Regions from separate parts of the Homo sapiens genome. Here regions 1 and 3 are each linked to region 2. The links are chromatin loops, found by intact Hi-C in ENCODE. Cell type or tissue: heart right ventricle. All regions are shown on one strand. Each heading gives the region's core, and the rest is flanking DNA. Links, peaks and the distances in the headings are about the cores only.

Region 1 (4,814 bases), core at 1,377-3,876, 180 kb after region 2:
GGTGGTCCCCCTCTGCTCAAGATGCAAACGGGGCTCATTTCTATTTTCATGCCTCCTTACACTACCCACCCTAAGATTCAGAGCTCCTTAAGCAGAGGAACTCACTCTCATCATGAGGAACTTGCTCTCATCCATACCTAAGGGTTTATACAAAGAAGGCACTCAATAAATGCTTGGTGAATCAAACACTGAACTGAGGCTAAGACTCCTATTTCTGAGTCTGTGTTCTCTAATTCCTGCAGCCTGAACATCAGAACTCCTCTCTTTGATCTGGGGAATAGGTGGGAGGTGGGTCAGACCTTCTAATGTCTTCTCAGAAGTGATAGAAAAATGAGAACATTTTTCTTGGAAAATATTTCAAAGCCTGCTCAACTTCTTAGCTCTTAATCACTGCTTTCTCCTGCTGTATGAATCCCCTTCCGCTAGGGTGCAGGTTCATTGGCACCTCTTGGGTGACCAGAAGTCCCACAACATTGGCAGAGCTTTGACAAGGATGTGTTGCTCTGCACACACCTTGACAGCCACATCCACAACCCCTGGGGTAGAAATGACCCCAGAATCCCAGGATCCCCTGAATGTCCCTTTATACATCTTCCTCTTCTCCCACCTTATTGCCTGCCCTCTTTGTCTTTGTCCCCAAACTAATTCTGTCTTTTACTAGTTTCATTACCATAGCTGAGAAAGGCCTCTCTCTCTCTCATATTTGTGGCCATGGTGGAAATTATGCATAGAAAGAGAGGAAGAGAAAGCAAGGTGCTGGAAATGGCTCCTTGAAGTGGCCAGCTTGCAAGTCACAGTCAACTGGTGTCAATTCATTATTCAGGTCACCAAGAGGATCTGCTGCCTGGCAACCATCCTGCTGCTGGATTTTCGATATGAGCTTACAAAAATGCACAGGAAACATCAAAGTGTTAAGGGATGCCCCCAGAGTTCCTCAGAGACATCCCTTCTCTCCCCAAAGGGTGTCCTGGGGTTTGTCTCTGATTTTCATGTGGCTCCACAGTGAGGGCCATCCCCTAATGAGGCTGCAGCTCACCCATCAAGAAAAGGGAGGTGATAAATCCTCAGGGATTAGCTTTCCCTCTAAAGAAGTACCTGACCAGACCACAGAGGTGGGAGCAGAAATTTTTGTCAAGCAGAACATGGTCACAACTACCCACATTCCCTCCATCACTACATCATCTTTGTTCAAAAGTCTGCTTTCCTTCAGCCAAAATGCTGGTTTCCAACACAAAATACACAACCTATGGCTTAAAGTGCTCAGGCTGGAGAAGGATGAAGCCTTCATGTTTCTCTTACAGTGTTTCTTACGATAAGAGACAATGTTAGGGCACAATGGAGAGAATCAAGGGGACCTGCTGGAGGAAGGTGAAATCCTAGTACATGGATTACATATTTAGAATCAGAGACACAGACATAGTCTCTCAGAATCCTGCTCTACTTGAAAGACAAACTCCACTTTAAGTAAGACCCTCTTCTCCTTCTCTACTTATCCTTCTCTCCCCTGAAATTATCAACATGTAGAAAACTTCAGTGACAAAAGCTACTTGGGGGACATTATACTGGCTCCTTAAACATTTTCTTTGGGCATTTGTTTGGAGAAATGAGAAATAGTACTATGTGAATTCATGTTTTAATGTCAAGAGGTTAGAAATAACGTTAATGTTAGAAAAGAGAGGATATGACTAGCAAACCCTTCCTGATCCCCTACAAGCAACTCTTGGTTGACTTGCAGCTGGGGGCTAGAAGTTTCTCAGAACATTCACTAGCTAAAAAGACTCAACTCCAAAGGCAGGTGGAGTGTGCTGGTTTAGAATCTGGCCCTGTTCCAGCCTTGGAGAGCTGTATGCTAATGAGGCTGTGGTTTGCCAACTAGAGAAAAGGAAGACGATAAATCAATAGGGGTTAAATCCATACCCAAAGCACCTTCCCAGACAACATCAGCAATCCAATGAATGCCAGATGGATGGATGAATAGATAGGTGGATGGATAAATGGACGGATGGCATAGGGGAATATATTTGGACCAATGTTCAGACTCCCTGGAAAATGTTGATGACCTACTGGTACTTCCCTGGAGAGTTATTTTCAGAAAGTGCTAGAGATTTTGCTAGCTCATGTGGCACCTCTATGGGAAATTAGAAAAAGGTGCCCACTTTAGGCAGATGTCACCTGCACCAGATGCCCGAATTGCTGAGTTGTGCAATTTTAGCTTCACTTGCCCCTTCAGCCATCTGGGGGTGATCGAGCCATTGCTTGACAAAAAAGGAGCCTGGGCTAGGTGGGTGAAAGTGTAGGTGAGAATTCAACCTTGCCTGGAGTTGGTTGATCTGTTGACCTGAATTTTCCCTTTGATTGATCTAATTTCTACCGCTTACTCACATGTCTTTTTTCACCTGGAAAACACTTTCAATTCCTGAACTATTTTTCATTAATTCCCACCCCAGATTCTCTACAAAGTTTTCCCATTGTGTGAGATAATCAGAAACAGATACTTAAATAGTCAATAACTGAACTCCAAGTGCATTTGCAAGGTTGCACAGGCTCCCATCTGTAAAAATTCTGAGCCCCCTGGAGAAAAGCAATGCAAACACAAAGAATTTGAATTTTGAGAAACAATAAAGTTTGAGAAACCAGGCATGGGAGAAAATAAGAAAAACAGTTACACATGAGGTAGTGTTCCGGTCATTCCTATCTGCAAATAGGGTCACTATGCAATTGGGAAACGTGTCTGTAACAACGGCCACCCTGAGTGGACATTTCCTGTGTATTAACCATTGGTCTACGGGCTTCACATGAATCAATTTTGTTTATTCCTCATGACCCTCCAAAGGGAGACCTGAGTACTTGAGAGGACAAGTGATTTTCTCCTGGTTTCACTTGGAGGATAATTGTGGAGAAGGGCAGAGAAGCATTCAGTGAAACCCAAGAGATGGCCCAGGGTCCCCTGAGGAACTGTACACTGCTAGCAAGTGTCAGAGTCACGGCTAGAACCAGGTGGACAAAATCCCAGCCTGTGCTCTAACCCAGGGGTCAGCTCACTGTGGCCTATTGGCCAAATCCAGCCCACTGCCTGTTTGTGTAAATCAATTTTTGTTGGAACACAGACACCCTCATTTGTTTACATATTGCTTATGGATGCTTTTATGCCACAATGGCAGAGCTGAATACTTGCAACAGAGACTGTATGTCCTGTAAAACCCAAGATATTTACTATCTGGCCTTTACAGAACAAGTTTGCAGATTCCTTGCTCTAACCAAGTAGGGAGGGAAGAGGAAACAGTCCTCTTCCTTTCTGCCTCCTATTTCTGTCTGAACCTGTCTGAGGATTGGCGTGTCTCAGTCAAGTCAGTTTCTCACTGAATCTCTGAAATGAGAAAGCATATACTATAGCTGCTTTATGAAATATCATCTGGACCTGGGGGAGTCACCCAGGTTTCCAGAAGAAGTGTTTTGAAAGACACCAAGGGTAAGCCTTCTCTCTTTCTCTTTCAAAAAAGGCTCATTGCATGTCAGAATTGTTTTAGGACTGGCCTGTCTGCACAGTCCTTTCTGTACAGGTTAAAAATGAAGTGCTGGTGGAGGAACATTTCACATAAAGGTTTATTTAATTTGTGAGATTAAACAAACGAAAAAGGTTGGCTCCTCTAGAGAAGTTTACAGAAGATAGTAGAAGAATGTGGTCACGCCCTCTGATGTGTTTGGAAAAAAGACGCACAAGCACAAAGGCATCCCTGAGAAACGACTCTTTCCATCTGCCTTATGAGCATGGTGTGGCGGGAGGCGCCGGGATGTTTTCAGTAAGTTGGCAGAAACCATGTGGATTGCTCCCACATCTAGAGGCATTTTTAAATGCCTCCGAATTCAGATCTCTGACTGGCTGAAGTCTCGGACGCTTCACACTCTTTGGTGGCACTTATGCTACTTTCTGTAAACTGAGTCTTGTCCCTGTGTTCTTGGAGAGAAAAGTTGGTGAAAAACATTTTCTTCCACCCATAGATAAGCTGGCCTCGGCAGTTGTTTACATGAGTGGTAAACTGATGGAGAGGGGACGTGTCAGGCCTCTGTAGCAGGAGAGGTGGCATGCTCCAGCGAACCTCACAAAGAACACCTCTGTGTCCCCTGGGGAAGGATGGCCGCCAAGCAGTTACCCGCTTCACACATCTGATCTCCATGCTTTCTTGCTCAGCAACACCTAGCCTTAATCTGGCAGCTGGAGACATAAGGGGGTGGGGGCAAGGAGGAGGATTCACACACTACAGCTGCCTATCTGGAACCCCGGCAGGGGTTAGGAACACTTCTCTGCCTTTCATCAGACGGTTATGTGCAAAAGCACCATTTAACCCTCTCTGCATCTCAGAAGTGCTTCTAGGAGAAGGAGGCGTGGGAGGAAGGGAGTCCAGGGAGAAAGGGAATGTGAGGCCAGGCCCTGGGATGGGGGACCTTACCCTGGTGGACAAAGCCTTGGGAGGCAGGCAATAGAGGGTGAGGGTGGGAATGGGAAAGGAGAGAAGGGGGTGCAAAATGCAGAGATTGGCCAGTTGGCACCAAAGAAACAGAACTTAAAGCCTAAGGAATAGAGTCAAATGCCAGCCAGCATTACCCCCAAAATGGGCCTCTCTTAATACTGCTCCCCTCTATGCCCAAGAGACAGCTGTGGATGTGCACTTTCTCCTGGTTTTGTCTGGATGAGAACTGTGGAGAACTGCAGAAAGGCACCTAGGGAGACCCGAGAAATGGGGCCCCTGGACCTTAGGAATGGTCTGAGTCATAAACCCCACATTCCCAGCTGAAACGGGAGACATTGATGTTCC
Region 2 (8,238 bases), core at 2,837-5,336:
GTTCTTGTTTTCTGGAACTTGCATTAGACAGGAGACCTCCTGGACTGATCCCCTAACTCCCCCTCCCCACATTTTCCATCTCACCTTCTCTTGGTACAACTTTCTGGAAGATTTTTTTTTTTATTAACATTTCTTCCTTGAGATATAATCCGGAAGATTTTGTCAGCCTTATCTGATAAGCATTCTATTGAATTTTTAAATTTCAGCTGCCACATTTTTACTTTGTAAGAGTTCTTTCTTTTACCCTGTTTGTTCTTATCTGAACTGCTCCCTCAGTGGCTTCCCACATCTGTCTCTCTATATAAACACACACACACATGTGTGTGTGTATATACATATATACATATATATGTGTGCATATATATGTTAATACCTTGTAGAAGTTTTAATCTGTTCCATCCATTGATTGTGTTTCTCCCTGTTCTTTTTTTTCTGATTGCTTTATTCATTTACTTATCAATCAAATATTTATTGAGTTCCTTTTATGTGCCAGGTATTGTTCTAGTTGTTGAGGATATAATAGTAAGATAAGGTTCTCTGTCTTTATGAAGGTTATAGTCTAGCTAGGGAAAATAATAAACAAATGAATTATATTATGGCTATGAATAAAAATTAGGCAGGCGAAAGTGTTTTTTTTTTTTTTTTTTTTGACCACTGTCAGGAAAGAAGGTGTTGTTTTCAATAAAGTGTTCAGAGAAGATGTCTCTGTCTGAGGCTTCTTTACTCTCATGTCTGCCACCTGGGCTGGGAGGACTCATGTGGCTTGGGCTTCCTCACAGCATGGCAGCTGGGATCTAAGAGGGAATGTTCTGAGAGCAAGGTTTCCACAGAACTAACTACAAGGCCTCTATGGGTTATAGAAGAGTCACTAAGGCTAACCCAGATTTAAGGGGAGGGGAATCAGACTGTCCTTTTTGATGGAAGAGTGGCAAAGTCACATTGCAGAAGAATGTAGGTGGGAGGAAGTATCTCAGATGTCTTTGAAAAATACAATGTGCCCCACATTGTAACACCCTCTATTCTGTTCAGCTGGTTGCTATTTCTCCACCCACTTTGTCTTCAAACATTTCTTGAAGTTCAATATCTCTGGGTGCTGCTTTTTTTGTTGTCCTTATGAGTGAATAGCCTTTTATTATCCGTTCACTGCCTAGTTGGGTTTGAAAAGAGGAAGGGGATAGATGCGTGTCACCAGTTGGCTATTTTTGAGTAGTAGTCCAGATGATCTACAGTGCAAGGTTGTTGAAAATTGGTATAAGAAAACGATGGCAGAGCTTAGGAATGGCTGAAGTAAAATATTTTCTCTTTTTACCTTTTTTCTGCTCTTGATTTATTTTGGAAGAAATAAAAGCACATGGAGGTTAGATAACTTTCCAAAACATCGCTCAGCTAGCTGCAGAGCTGAGACTGCATTTGCATTTCAACTTGTGTTTTACAAATTCTTTGGGATATACTGAAAGAAATCCAACAGAGCCCTATGTGATGGCTCAAGCCTGTAATCCCAGCTACTCGGGAGGCTGAGGGGAAATGATTGCTTGAGCCCAGGAGTTCAAGACCAGCTTGAATAACATAGGGAGACCCCATCTCTAAAAACAAAACAGAAAAGAAAACAATCCAACAAACAACAATTTAAAAAACAACTACCTAAAAAACAACAACCTATTCAGAGGTCAAAGGAATTTGGGAAGCTAAGTTAAGCAAAGTTAAACAACTTACTTTTTTTTTTTTTTGAGATGAGGTCTCACTCTGTTGCCCCGGCTAGAGTGTGGTGGCACAATCTTGGATCACTGCAATGTCTGCCTCCTGGATTCAAGCAATCCTCCCACCTCAGCCTCCTGAGTAGCTGGGACTAGAGGCACATGCCACCTCGCCTGGCTAATTTTTGTATTTTTAGTAGAGATGGGGTTTCACCATATTGCCCAGGCTAGTCTCAAACTCTGGGGCTCAAGTGATCCACCTGCCTCAGACTCCCAAAGTGCTGGGATTACAGGTGTGAGCCACCGCACCCAGCCAACAACTCTTTCTTTCCTTTTCCCTCCCTCCCTTCCTTCCTTTGTTTTTATTTCATAATTGTAAACTGAACTCTGCAATCCAGCTAGGCATGGAAGGGAATAAGGAAAACATAGACCCAAAGGGAACTGCAGCGAGAACACAAAGATTCTAGGATACTGCAAGTAAATGGGGTGGAGGGTGCTCTCCTGAGCTACAGAAGGAATGGTCTGGTAGTTTAGATAAAACAGAAGTCATACTTAGAGTTGTCCACAGTCAGCAGTGGTGATCTTCTTGCTGGTCCCGCCGTTCCTGGACCCAAAGCGCTCCATGGCCTCCACAATATCCATGTCTTCTTTCACCTTGCCAAAGACCACATGCTTGCCATCCAACCACTCATTCTTTTTTTTTTTTTTTTTTTTTTTTGAGAAAGAGCCTATCTCTGTCACCAGGCTGGAGTGCAGTGGTGTGATCTCACTTCACTGCAACCTCTGCCTCCCGGGCTCCCTCGCTGGGCTTCCCCTGCAGAGTCACGACTGCTCCCTGGGCCAGGCTTCCCTGGGGGCCCTCCGAGCTCAGCCAGCCAGGCTCTCAGGCCCGACACCTGCCTCGGCCAGGCCCCAACCCCAGGGGCAGGCGGCCCCTCCTGGCTTCTCCTGTAGGGTACCTTCTTATCCCCCATCCCCCCAGGAAATGGCGCTCCCTCAGCCATGTGGCACTTCTGGGCTCCTGACCTAGGCCATGGGGAGGTCTGGGGATTCTCCTGCCTCAGCCTCCCGAGTAGCTGGGACTACAGGCATGCGTCACCATGCCCGGCTAATTTTTCGTATTTTTAGTAGAGACGGGGTTTCGCCATGTTGGCCAGGCTGGTCTTGAACTCGTGATCTCAGGATCCTCCCGCCTTGGGCTCCCAAAGTGCTGGGATTATAGGCGTGAGCCACCGTGCCGGGCCACATACAACCATTCAGTCTTGGCAGTGTAGATGATAAATGGAACCATTTTTGTTGGGTCCAGCATTTGCCATGGACAGGATGCCAGGAACTCTATGCCTCAGGATGAAGTTTTCCTCATCAAATTTCTCCCCATAGATGGACTTGCCACCAGTGCCATTATGGCTTGTGAAGTTACCACCCTGACACATAAACCCTGGAATAATTCAGTGAGAAAAGGAACCCTTACAACCAAATCCTTTCTCTCCAGTGCTCAGGAGTGAAAGTTTTCTGCCGTCTTTGGAATCTTGTCTGCAAACAGCTCGAAGGGGATGTGGCCCAAGGGCTTGCCGTTGACAATGATGTTGAAACACACGATGGGGTTGATCATGGCTGGTAGTATGGGGCTCCTGGTGGCGGCAGCAGTGTCTGCAAAGCACAACTTTTTTTTACTCAGACTTTTTGGAGGCCTTTTTTTTTTGAGATAGGGTCTTGCTTAGTTGCTCAGGCTGGAGTGCAAGGGCAGCGTGACCATGGCTCATTGCAGCTTCAACCTCCTAGGCACAAGTGATTCTCCCACCTCAGCCTCTTGAGTCGCTGGGACTACAAGCATGTGCCAGCTAATTTTTGTATTTTTTGTAGAGACGGGCGTCTGTCTGTGTTACCCAGGCTGGTCTCAAACTCCTGGACTCAAGTGATCCACCTGCTTTGGACTCCCAAAGTGCTGGGATTACAGGTGTGCATGGCCTTCTGAGGCTTCAGTGTGCTAGGAAAGCAGGGTTTGAGTTTCCAAGCTCACGTGACTGCTTTTGCGGGGTGTCTCATTTAGACTACAAGTGGCTCTCAGAGTGTCCCGGTCACACTTCCCTTTCCCATCTTGTAATTATATCACCAACAGAGATCTGCATAGCATGGATAGATGGTCAGTGCTTTCATAGGATCAAAAGAGTCTGCATACTTAGTAACTGATGTTTTCATGTACCCCTGTTTAGTAAACAGATGGGCTCATTTAGGCAAGCAATTTAAGAGCTTTTCATTCATGCCTGGAGGGCCAAAGAAAGGAGGTTCTTCAACATTGGATTTGTTTTTTTCAGCATTCTAACATCCACTGCTTATTGGTAGCCGACTTGAGAAAGTTTCGCTATTGATGACTACAGTTTAGGAAACATCTATTTTCAATCTTTTGCGCCTTCAGGGCCATTTCACTTTTGGCCACCAGATGGCAGAGCACGGTCGTGCTTCGTGCTTGGGTTTTCTCTGTGGTGGGTTTATGTTGCGCGCTGACACAGGAGTAGCCGAAGCCTTGAGCCTCTGAGCAACAGCTGTGTTCTTGGAACACGTAGGACATTGGATTCTATCTTGTTTTAATGATTCCTGGACTTATTTCTTACTATGTCAGTTCTTAGGACAGTATAACTGAGCCAGAAACAGGACTTTTATAAAAAGTGCTTCATTTTTCCTGAATGAGTTGTCGGCTCCTGCTACTGACTTGCTGACATTTGCTGTTTGGAGGTCAGTTTTCTGATTGCATAACAAGTAAATTTTTTTTTTTTTTTAGTTGGAAAGAGTAAGTGAAGAAATTTGTCAGATTTTATGTTTGGGTACAGGGTCTCATTCTGTTGCCCAGGCAGTGGCGTGATCATAGCTCATTGTAATCTCAACCTCCTGTTCTCAAACATGATCCTCCCAAGTAGCTGGGACTGCAGACGTGCACCACCACTGCTGGCTAATTTTTGAAAAATTAAAACTCCTTCCATTCAGATTGCTCGCTTTGACACTGTGCAAAGCCCTAAAGGGCCTGACAACACCTCTATGTTTTAAATTCGGATCTCAAGAACAAGGATGTGATTAAAGATCTGTATGGATGCGGGATGATTTCTGCTTTTCTAGTCCAAGGCAAGATCCTCTTTTGCGAAGGAGGTGAGGATGAAGATACAAGTAAGATTCAGGAGAGATAGGGCCCCGAGGGAAGGAAGAGGGGCCAGGACAGCAAACAGTAATCTCCCCTGGGTGGTTTGGCTGGGGAACTTCTTATTATGGACCTACGAGGAGGCACGCAGTTCTGAAGAGGCCTGACCCCCACCCCCCCAAGCTTTTTTTTGAGGTAGGGTTGCACTCTGTCACCCAGGCTGGAGTGCAGTGGCATGAACATGGCTCAACCCAGCCTCAACCTTCTGGGCTCAGGTGATCCTCCCACCTCAGCCTCCTGAGTAGCTGGGACCACAGACGTGAACCACCACGCCCAGCTAATTTTTCTATTTTTTTGTAGAGATAGGGTTTTGCCATGTTGCCAAGGCTGGTCTGGAACTCCTGGGCTTAAGCAATCCTCCCACTCCAGCCTCCCAAAGTGCTGGGATTACAGGCGTGAGCCACTGTGCCTGGCCTCTAAAACCCTTTGAAATGAAGAAAATTTAAATAGTAGTATGTTTGCAGCTGGTTTGGCAGACATTCTCCTCAAACTGGTTCTTGAGGATTGGAAATGGGAAGACAAATGAAGGAAGAACAGATCTTCATTTCTTCTCACCATCCTTCTATCCCTGTGCCCAGCACTGAGATTTGGGTGAAGACTGTCCTCTTTTTCTCTCTACCCACATGTGGAAATTCTAGCACACTGCGGTTCATTAGGTGCTCTGTGATAGCGGCTGGAAGGTGAGATGAGTGCTTGTTCACCACCTCCTGCCATGTCCTCTCTTAACATCTAAAGAACAGCCCGTGGGGAGGAATCGGCATGTAAGAAGTCCTGGCTTGGGCTCCAGCAGGCATGCCACTGAGCATGTTATTCTAGGAAAGAACAGGGCGGCCAGGGCTGTCCATGGTGTGATGGTCTGTGTCAGTGTGGTTTGAGTCTGGGGCATGTTCCCAGCATCTGCCCCTTCCAGCTCCCAGAAGTGGCCCTTCCCTGCCAGGATGGTGCTCGGAGGGGCCGCTGCCACCTCCTGCACCAAACCTGCCCTCAGCTTGTCTTTAGCTTCCCCATCTCACTGGGAGGGCCCCGGAGTTCACTGTATTGTCTGCCCTTGAGTCTTCAAGTTTCCATCCCCCTGGGGGCAACGAAGAAGCCACATCCTGTAACTTAGGGGCTGTGCCTGTGTTCTCACTGGGAACACAGCCATCCCCACTGCAGTCAGGGGCCAAGGGCGCATGAGAGCATCTTGTTTAGTATGAGCCCTGGGGTGAGATGTTGGAAGGATGGACGAGATGCCCTTTCCCAAGGTCTTTTCCTTTCCTATCATTCTAAATTTCCGCTGTGTTTTGAGACCCTTGAATTGTAGAGGCCACAAAAGTGAAAAACATGACAATTATTTATTGTCACTATTGCCATCTGTCTGATTCTCTGCTGGCACCCAAGGCCGCTCATCAATCTCTATGAACATCAAACAGATTACCACTGTTTAAGACAAAAGAAACGCTTTCATGAAAGATTATAAAAAGATGCAACTGGTGGGAGCCACCTCACTGGGACCCCACACCCTCAAGGGGACTGGCATAAAGCAAGCTGTCCCCAAAAGCACATCGGGGTGAGTGTTGAGCTCGAACATGGCTCCCGGGAAAGATGGGGTTTTTCTTTTCCCCGGCGTTTGTCTTTGTGTAGACATACCCACTTTGCTTCCTGACACCTTGTCTGGTCCTGCAAGATACCTTGGTTATACTTCTCCCAACATCAGAGAATTTTTAAAAGCTTAGTTGAAAGAATCATAATAAAAATCTATAAGCGCTGGGCTTTTATGTATTTCACTTTTATTGAATTCCTTCTAGTATAAAAGTAGCCTATTTTGTAGTATTCAGTGTAACGCCTATCTGCAGATAGAATACACTGAGTGGGGGCTGAGAGGCAGAGGCTGGTAGGAAGAGAATGGGCCAAGCTGGTTGGGGGTGGTGGCATCATCACATTCCAAGTCAAGGCCACTCCCAAATCTCTCATTTCCTTCTTTGCTTCCTTTTTGTGTTTATGTTTGTCTTTCTTTTTTTTTTTTTTTCCTTTAGAGACAGAGTCTCGCTCTGTCACCCAGGCTGGAGTGCAGTGGCACGATCTCGGCTCACTGCAATCTCCACTTCCCAGGTTCAAGCAATTCTCCTGCCTCAGCCTCCCAAGTAGCTGGGACTATAGGCACACGCCACCACGCCCATCTAATTTTTGTGTTTTTAGTAGAGATGGGGTTTCACCATATTGGTCAGGCTGGTCTTGAACTCTTGACCTTGTGATCTGCCCGCCTTGGCCACCCAAAGTGCTGGGATTACAGGCATGAGCCACCATGCCTGGCCGCGTTTATGTTTTTCTATAGGTTGGGTGATTTTCTAATCTAGCTGAAGGATGTCTCCTACATTTCATTTTTTTTTTTTTTGGCGTCACCTTGGGTTAATGATCAAGTAAATGACAAGAAAAGAGCACAGAACTAACAGCATCAAAACAGCTTTGTTTGGTGCTTTTGGATAAAACCCTCATTTCTTCCTAGTTTTATTCAGAAATCCAGGTGTGGAATCAAATTGTGCATGCATGTCAGCTCATAGCCTATTTTCAGTGTAACTTCCTGTGCTGTCTCAACGGGAAGAGATTTCACAGTAGTTGCTTCATCTCCCAGTCCAGCTTCCTCGTGTCTCTCAAATTCCTCTTCTCCAGCACTTTATCTACTATTGGTATAGCTGTGTTACCTTGGGTGCTGGGAGGTGCTTCACCGTGTCACTCAGGGTGAGTGACAAGCGTGGCAGCCTTGGCTGTGGGTGTCTGTGAGTCACTCTGCAGGCTGGATGTAGAGTGCGACATCCACTCCCTCACATCCACTCCCGCCAGGCCAGGCATGGGCCTCATCCTGCCACAGAGGGCAGGAGCATGTGATGAGGCTGGGGATGGGCGGGTCACCCTGCCCCACCTTCAGGACCAGGACCCACAGGACACCTAAGCACCCAGCGCTGAGTCTGCTGACCATATTTTCTCTTCTTTCCCATGGCTGGGCTTCTGCCTGAGAGTTCTCCCCAGCTTGCATGTCTGCATTTGGGGAACCCGCTCTCCTAGAATGTGACGTGCAGTCACGAAAGCTGGTGGGTAGACAGGGGCTAGCCCAGCACCTGGCAGAGGGGAAGAATGCAGCACAAAAATGCCAGCCCATGATTTCTGGCCCTAACAGCCTGCCCTCTGTGGTGTTTGTGTGTGTGTGTGTGTGTGTGTGTGTGGTGTTTTTTTTGTTTGTTTTGTTTTGAGACAGAGTCTCACTCTGTCGCCCAGGTTGGAATGCAGTGGCGTGATCTCAGCTCACTGCAGCCTCCGCCTCCCAGGTTCAAGCGATTCTCCTGCCTCAGCCTCCTGAGCAGTTGGGACTACAGGCAT
Region 3 (4,814 bases), core at 1,377-3,876, 180 kb after region 2:
GTATGTATGTATATACACACACACAGCAGAAAACACAGGATGATTTAAATTTAAAATAATATTGCATGGCAAGAAATCAGTAAGAGGCGGAAAATGAAAGATACTTCCAAATATAAAAGATTGCGACCATCTAATAACTCCAGGTCCAAAGGCCACTTTTATTGTATTTCACTAAAGATTTACCTGTACAGTGATTGCTCCCAAAGAATGAGATTACCTTTGTTGCATGATTAATTTATAAGGGAAAAGAAAAACACTCTAATTTGAAAAATGTATAACAATGTAAATGCCTATGGTTGGCAGTGTTTCAACATCAACTTTCCATACCTTGCCTGCCCCCTGATTTCTCTGTTTCCATTTTTTGAGTGAAAAGGCTGATTTTATGCCCGGATCAAGAGAGGACTCCTGCTGTCCTGACCATAAGAGGAATAGTATATGAGTCACTAGGTTAGATGGAACACACAGTCCTCTCCTCTCTCAAACAGAAAAGTTTGCTCAAGGCAGAGTTGCATGCTGTGGTCAAACAGGTCTCAGCCAGAAAGAAGAGACCCATGGCACTAGGTTCATCTGGTTACCAACTCAGATCTCCATGTAAAACGTGCCAAGGTGAATGAAATTCTCCATTCCCAATTCAGATTCTGCTCTTTACTGTGTCCATTGGCCAAGTCTCTGCTCCCCAAGCCTTGGTTTCTTCTTCCCAAAGATGCTTGCCATCCTCCAGGACGAAAGCCATGGCCTAATCCATGCAACTTGTGCACTGCCTTTGCTTAGCCTCAAAGCGGCCCACCAGGAGCACCCTGGAAATTCTTACCTTCAAGTTACTAAGCCCTGTGTTTATTTTGGCTAAATGAGCACTGCTGCTCAGATGAGATTTTATGTATATATTTTTTACAAGAGAGCATGACTGGCCTGTGAAGCCTCATGGTAAGCACAGTTTCAAGGAGAGTGTACGTGCCCTGGTCTGCTTATTCTCTTACGGAAGTGAAGCACTTAGCACTTAGCCACTGTACTTGTCAGTCATGGCCCGACACGGTGTGCACACAGAACAGTGTCTGCAGCAGCTGCTGGCACGTCTTTACCCAGCCTTTCTGGGAGCTGTGAGTCTCCACAACCCAAAGAGAGTCAGGCGAAACAACATCCACAGCTTTCACTTCACCAACATAAGCATTACCTTGGGTCCTGAAGGTTAGAACTCGAATTCGACTGTAATCCAAAGTCGTTCAGTTTGGCTCTCAGCTTTCCTCCAATACTTTGGATTTACATTAACATAAACCTCACCCCCAGAGAGCACCAGTGTATGCACATGAATACTCTTAATACTTTTAGAACTGTGGTACAGGGAGTGGGCATGGGGTTCAGGGACACGAGGAAGGGTAAGAAAGGCAATATATTCTATGTCGGTCTGTCATTCCCCTGTCGTCTGCAGCTTTGTTCCTCACTGGCTGTCTTAGAGCTGATGAGTGGCAAATTGGGTGAGATGATTTGGAGTCAGGGAGCATATCTAGGTGGCAAACCAGGAATTCATCTCTTTCTAGCCCAGAGCTGGACAGATTAATGAGAGTGAAGATAACGAGTCTAGACGGCAGATATAAAAATGGCTGCCCTTATCTCTGCAATGCTGCCACTTGTAGGGGTAAGCCCAGCCAGTACAAAGAGGGCACAGCAATCCTCACAATTGCTGGCATCAAACAGGTCATGAAGAACCCCCATCATTTGGTGAGGGTGTTTTTGTGTGTGCTTTTACACTCAGGCCAACTGCAGTGACGCATTTAGAGTGGCTCCTAAATGTTTGGCATTAGAAACCGGTGTGGGAACTTCAGCAGTGTCCGCTAATAGGTTTGCAAAGAGGGCAAAATGTAAAATCTGCTGCATTGTAACAGCACAAACAACATTGCCATCACCCAAGGCTGGAGGCCTTTTTTTTTTTTTATAACCTGGATGAGGCAAGCATCCCCAATTCTTCTCACTTTGCTCTGCTCTCTCTGCTTTCTCGGGGGAGAACACGTCCTTTCTGATTTTCAGTCCTGCATTTAAAGTGCTCTAGCTCCAGTCATCGAATGCACCTCCTTATTCCCTTGACTGGACACCGGGTCCTAAATGTGGCAACTCTTTCTCCTGAGGCCACCACTTCTGTGTCTCTTTCCTAACTTCCTTCTCTTACAAGCAGCCTGCCACCGTACCTCACTGAGGTATGGTGACTGCAGGTACTGACTGCAGGCTGTACACAGAAGCCCCTCGGCTCTGTGGTTAACTGAAACCGCTGCCTTGGTACCCTGGAACTGGAAAGAAACCATCTTCAGGCTAAAATAAATCATTGCCACCTCATTTCACTTTTAATTTATACTGATTTTTTTTTTTTTTTGGTTCAGTCTTCCCACAGTCTCTCCTTTCTCACCACCCCTGCATTTTCAGCCTCATTGCTCCCCGTTGGACAATGCAAGGCTGAAAGGTTTATCTGTAACCTATTTGTCTCTATTAATAGGTTTCTAAACTTTAATTAAACAAGAGACAGTGAGGCTCTCAATCCCCTTCCCGCATCTACAGGTGTTGCTAGTGCCATCTAGCGGCAGGAAGGTGTGGCGTCTCTTTTCTCTTGCGAGATTTGACAAATTTGGAGGTTGATTCCCCCCATCAAATTCACATCACATGGGGGAAGGAAAAAGCATGCAAAAAAAAAATTTTTTTTTACCTTTAAAATTCTCACCTGCAAAAGCCGAGATGGGTTCTGAAAAAAACAAACAAAAAATTGGACTTAGTTAAAGGCAAGAAACAATTGGGTGAACATAGAGTGAATAATTGGATGAATATGATGATAAACATGACTGCACTCGGTTTTTTTGTACCACTCCATGGAGAGGGCCCCCCATCTTCCACATGTTCTAGGCTGGCTCTAACACATCATCATCATGGGGTGGTGATGGCGGAGGAGGGGGGATTCTCAAAGTTGCTTTGGAACAAAAAGTCCTTCATCAAGAAATGGGTCCCTAAAGTATTGTAATCAGTTACTTACTGCTGATTACTTTCTCAGAGCCTGGATTACTTTTAGATGCCTGGGGCCTGAGAGTTGCCCGGAGGGACTGGGGTGGTCCCAGGTGCTTCTGACATCATCAAGCACACACACACCAGGGGTCGTGTGCCAAGAAAGGCAGTTGGTGAGTTACTGCAGCCACTCTGCTGACTGAAAGCAACCCTCATGCCTTCTCAGGGTTCCTTTCTTGGTTTGGGAAATGTCCATGGCTCTGATGGGACACAGCCAGGGTGACCTCATCTGCAGCAGGAGACCCTGAAGAAAATGCGTGCCTCTCAGGTGGACTGGCTGTTCAGGTGCTTTTGACCAAGATGATGGTTATGATATCCTTCTCGTGCCAGTCACCTGGCCTGCAATGTTTAATCCTACAACAACTTTGGGATCTTGGGCATTAGAGGTATTCGTTTTAAAGAAAAATCTGAAATCTTACTTCAAATGCCACAGTTTGCTCTGCAATTCATTCATGTAAAATAACTACTCAGGTAATTGTGTTATCACTCTTACATAACATATGTACTATTTTTGCTCACCAGTGAAGGCTTCCATTAAATCCATCAAACCTTTCCAGCATATAATTTTGACTGGCAGTTGCTCTCGTCCTCTAGCATTTTCTTTGCTAAAAGCTGGGGTTTGCTGAGGGGGTCTTGGCACCCTGAACCTCTATGTACTTAGTGCATGTCTATTTCTGATTGGGAACAGGGATATAAGCCGTCCCCTTACCTCACACCCCTTCCCACCCTGAACCCAGCCTAAGACACAACTACACCCACACCTTACCTTGCAGAGACTGTGGCTGCCCCACCCACTGGGTAACGACTGCATTGGAAAATGGTGTCCTGCCTCCTCTTGCTTATCCCAGCCCTTGGGGTCTTATTTGAAAGAACCATGAAGAGACAGATATTCACATACCCATGCAGTTCTCCAGTGGGACATCAGTGCTTATCCGAATGTCATCAATGGCAATCTCTCCGGAACGTCCTTTCCCTATCACTCCCTCGAACACAATCTAGAAGCCGGAAGAATAAGAGCCATGGTTAACTGAGTCTCCTAGTCCAAACGGTGCAAGGATTTCCAAGTTTCTGTTAGCTGCAGCTTAAAGCGTGTGTGTGTATGTGTGTGTGTGTGTGTGTTATTGCACCTGGTACACATCTGTTGACCACATGGCTACAGCTCTTGAAATCTTAATTCAAAATGAGTTTGTTCAAATCAAACGCATATTTAAGGGGATAAGAAAATATAACAAGGGGGTGGATATTGTTGTCCAGTAACTAGAATGTATTGATTAAAAGGGCCATAATCAGAGACTATTGAAAGGGGGGTTGAAACTTCCCTCACTATTTTCGAGGTTCCTGTCTCATAAATCTTTCAAATGCCCAATCCAGGTATTTGAAAACTCAGAAGACACAAGTAGGTGGGGGTAATGTGAGAAATACAGCACATAGGTTTTGATTTGTGCTCCTTATTATAAGTTGCCTTAGGGCTTCATTATTACAACTAGGAGGAAAAGAATTTGTTTTTTCACCAGCCATTTACTGAGCACCTACTATGCCCTGGACATAAGGATAGTAACAAAACCTAGTAAGACAAGATCTCTGCCCAGAGAAGCTCACCCATCTAATGGCTGAGACACAAATGCAAACAGGTAGTTACAATACAACACACTCAGGTGAGTAAGTGGGAACCCAGATGGGGGTGGGGAAGGTCTCAGGATGCCTTGCAACCTCAAGGGACAGGGACTGCAGGCTGTACACAGAAGCCCCTCGGCTCTGTGGTCTTCAGTCATTTC

What was found. Peaks named below come from ENCODE experiments on the same cell type or tissue, not always from the same donor. Only the 100,000 strongest peaks of a DNase experiment are listed, where the experiment ranks them.
Region 1: a loop joins it to region 2, with 5 times the contacts of the local background. A loop is called at or near these places in 28 of 110 quality-filtered maps.
Region 3: it touches region 2 in a loop (5-fold over the local background); 28 of 110 quality-filtered maps call a loop at or near these places.

What each region holds. Positions count from the first base shown.
Region 1 is chr2:205,770,187-205,775,000 of GRCh38, reverse strand. The region is part of intron 15 of NRP2 (neuropilin 2); the gene reads right to left. Among named protein-coding and RNA genes, the nearest start is that of NRP2, 90 kb to the right of the region's middle. In heart right ventricle, for the core only: no CTCF peak of the experiment used is centred there; no DNase peak of the experiment used is centred there.
Region 2 is chr2:205,944,159-205,952,396 of GRCh38, reverse strand. It overlaps the pseudogene PPIAP68. Among named protein-coding and RNA genes, the nearest start is that of INO80D-AS1, 140 kb to the left of the region's middle. RefSeq lists enhancers at 5,335-5,834, 7,306-7,806. In heart right ventricle, for the core only: a CTCF peak has its summit at 4,122 (motif pointing right); a DNase peak (open chromatin) is centred at 4,156; H3K27ac peaks cover 429 bases; H3K27me3 peaks cover 267 bases.
Region 3 is chr2:205,764,694-205,769,507 of GRCh38, reverse strand. NRP2 (neuropilin 2) reads right to left here. Exons shown (of 17, transcript NM_003872.3): 14 at 3,938-4,034; 15 at 2,705-2,725. Among named protein-coding and RNA genes, the nearest start is that of NRP2, 85 kb to the right of the region's middle. In heart right ventricle, for the core only: a CTCF peak has its summit at 2,573 (motif pointing left); a DNase peak (open chromatin) is centred at 2,559; H3K27me3 peaks cover 631 bases.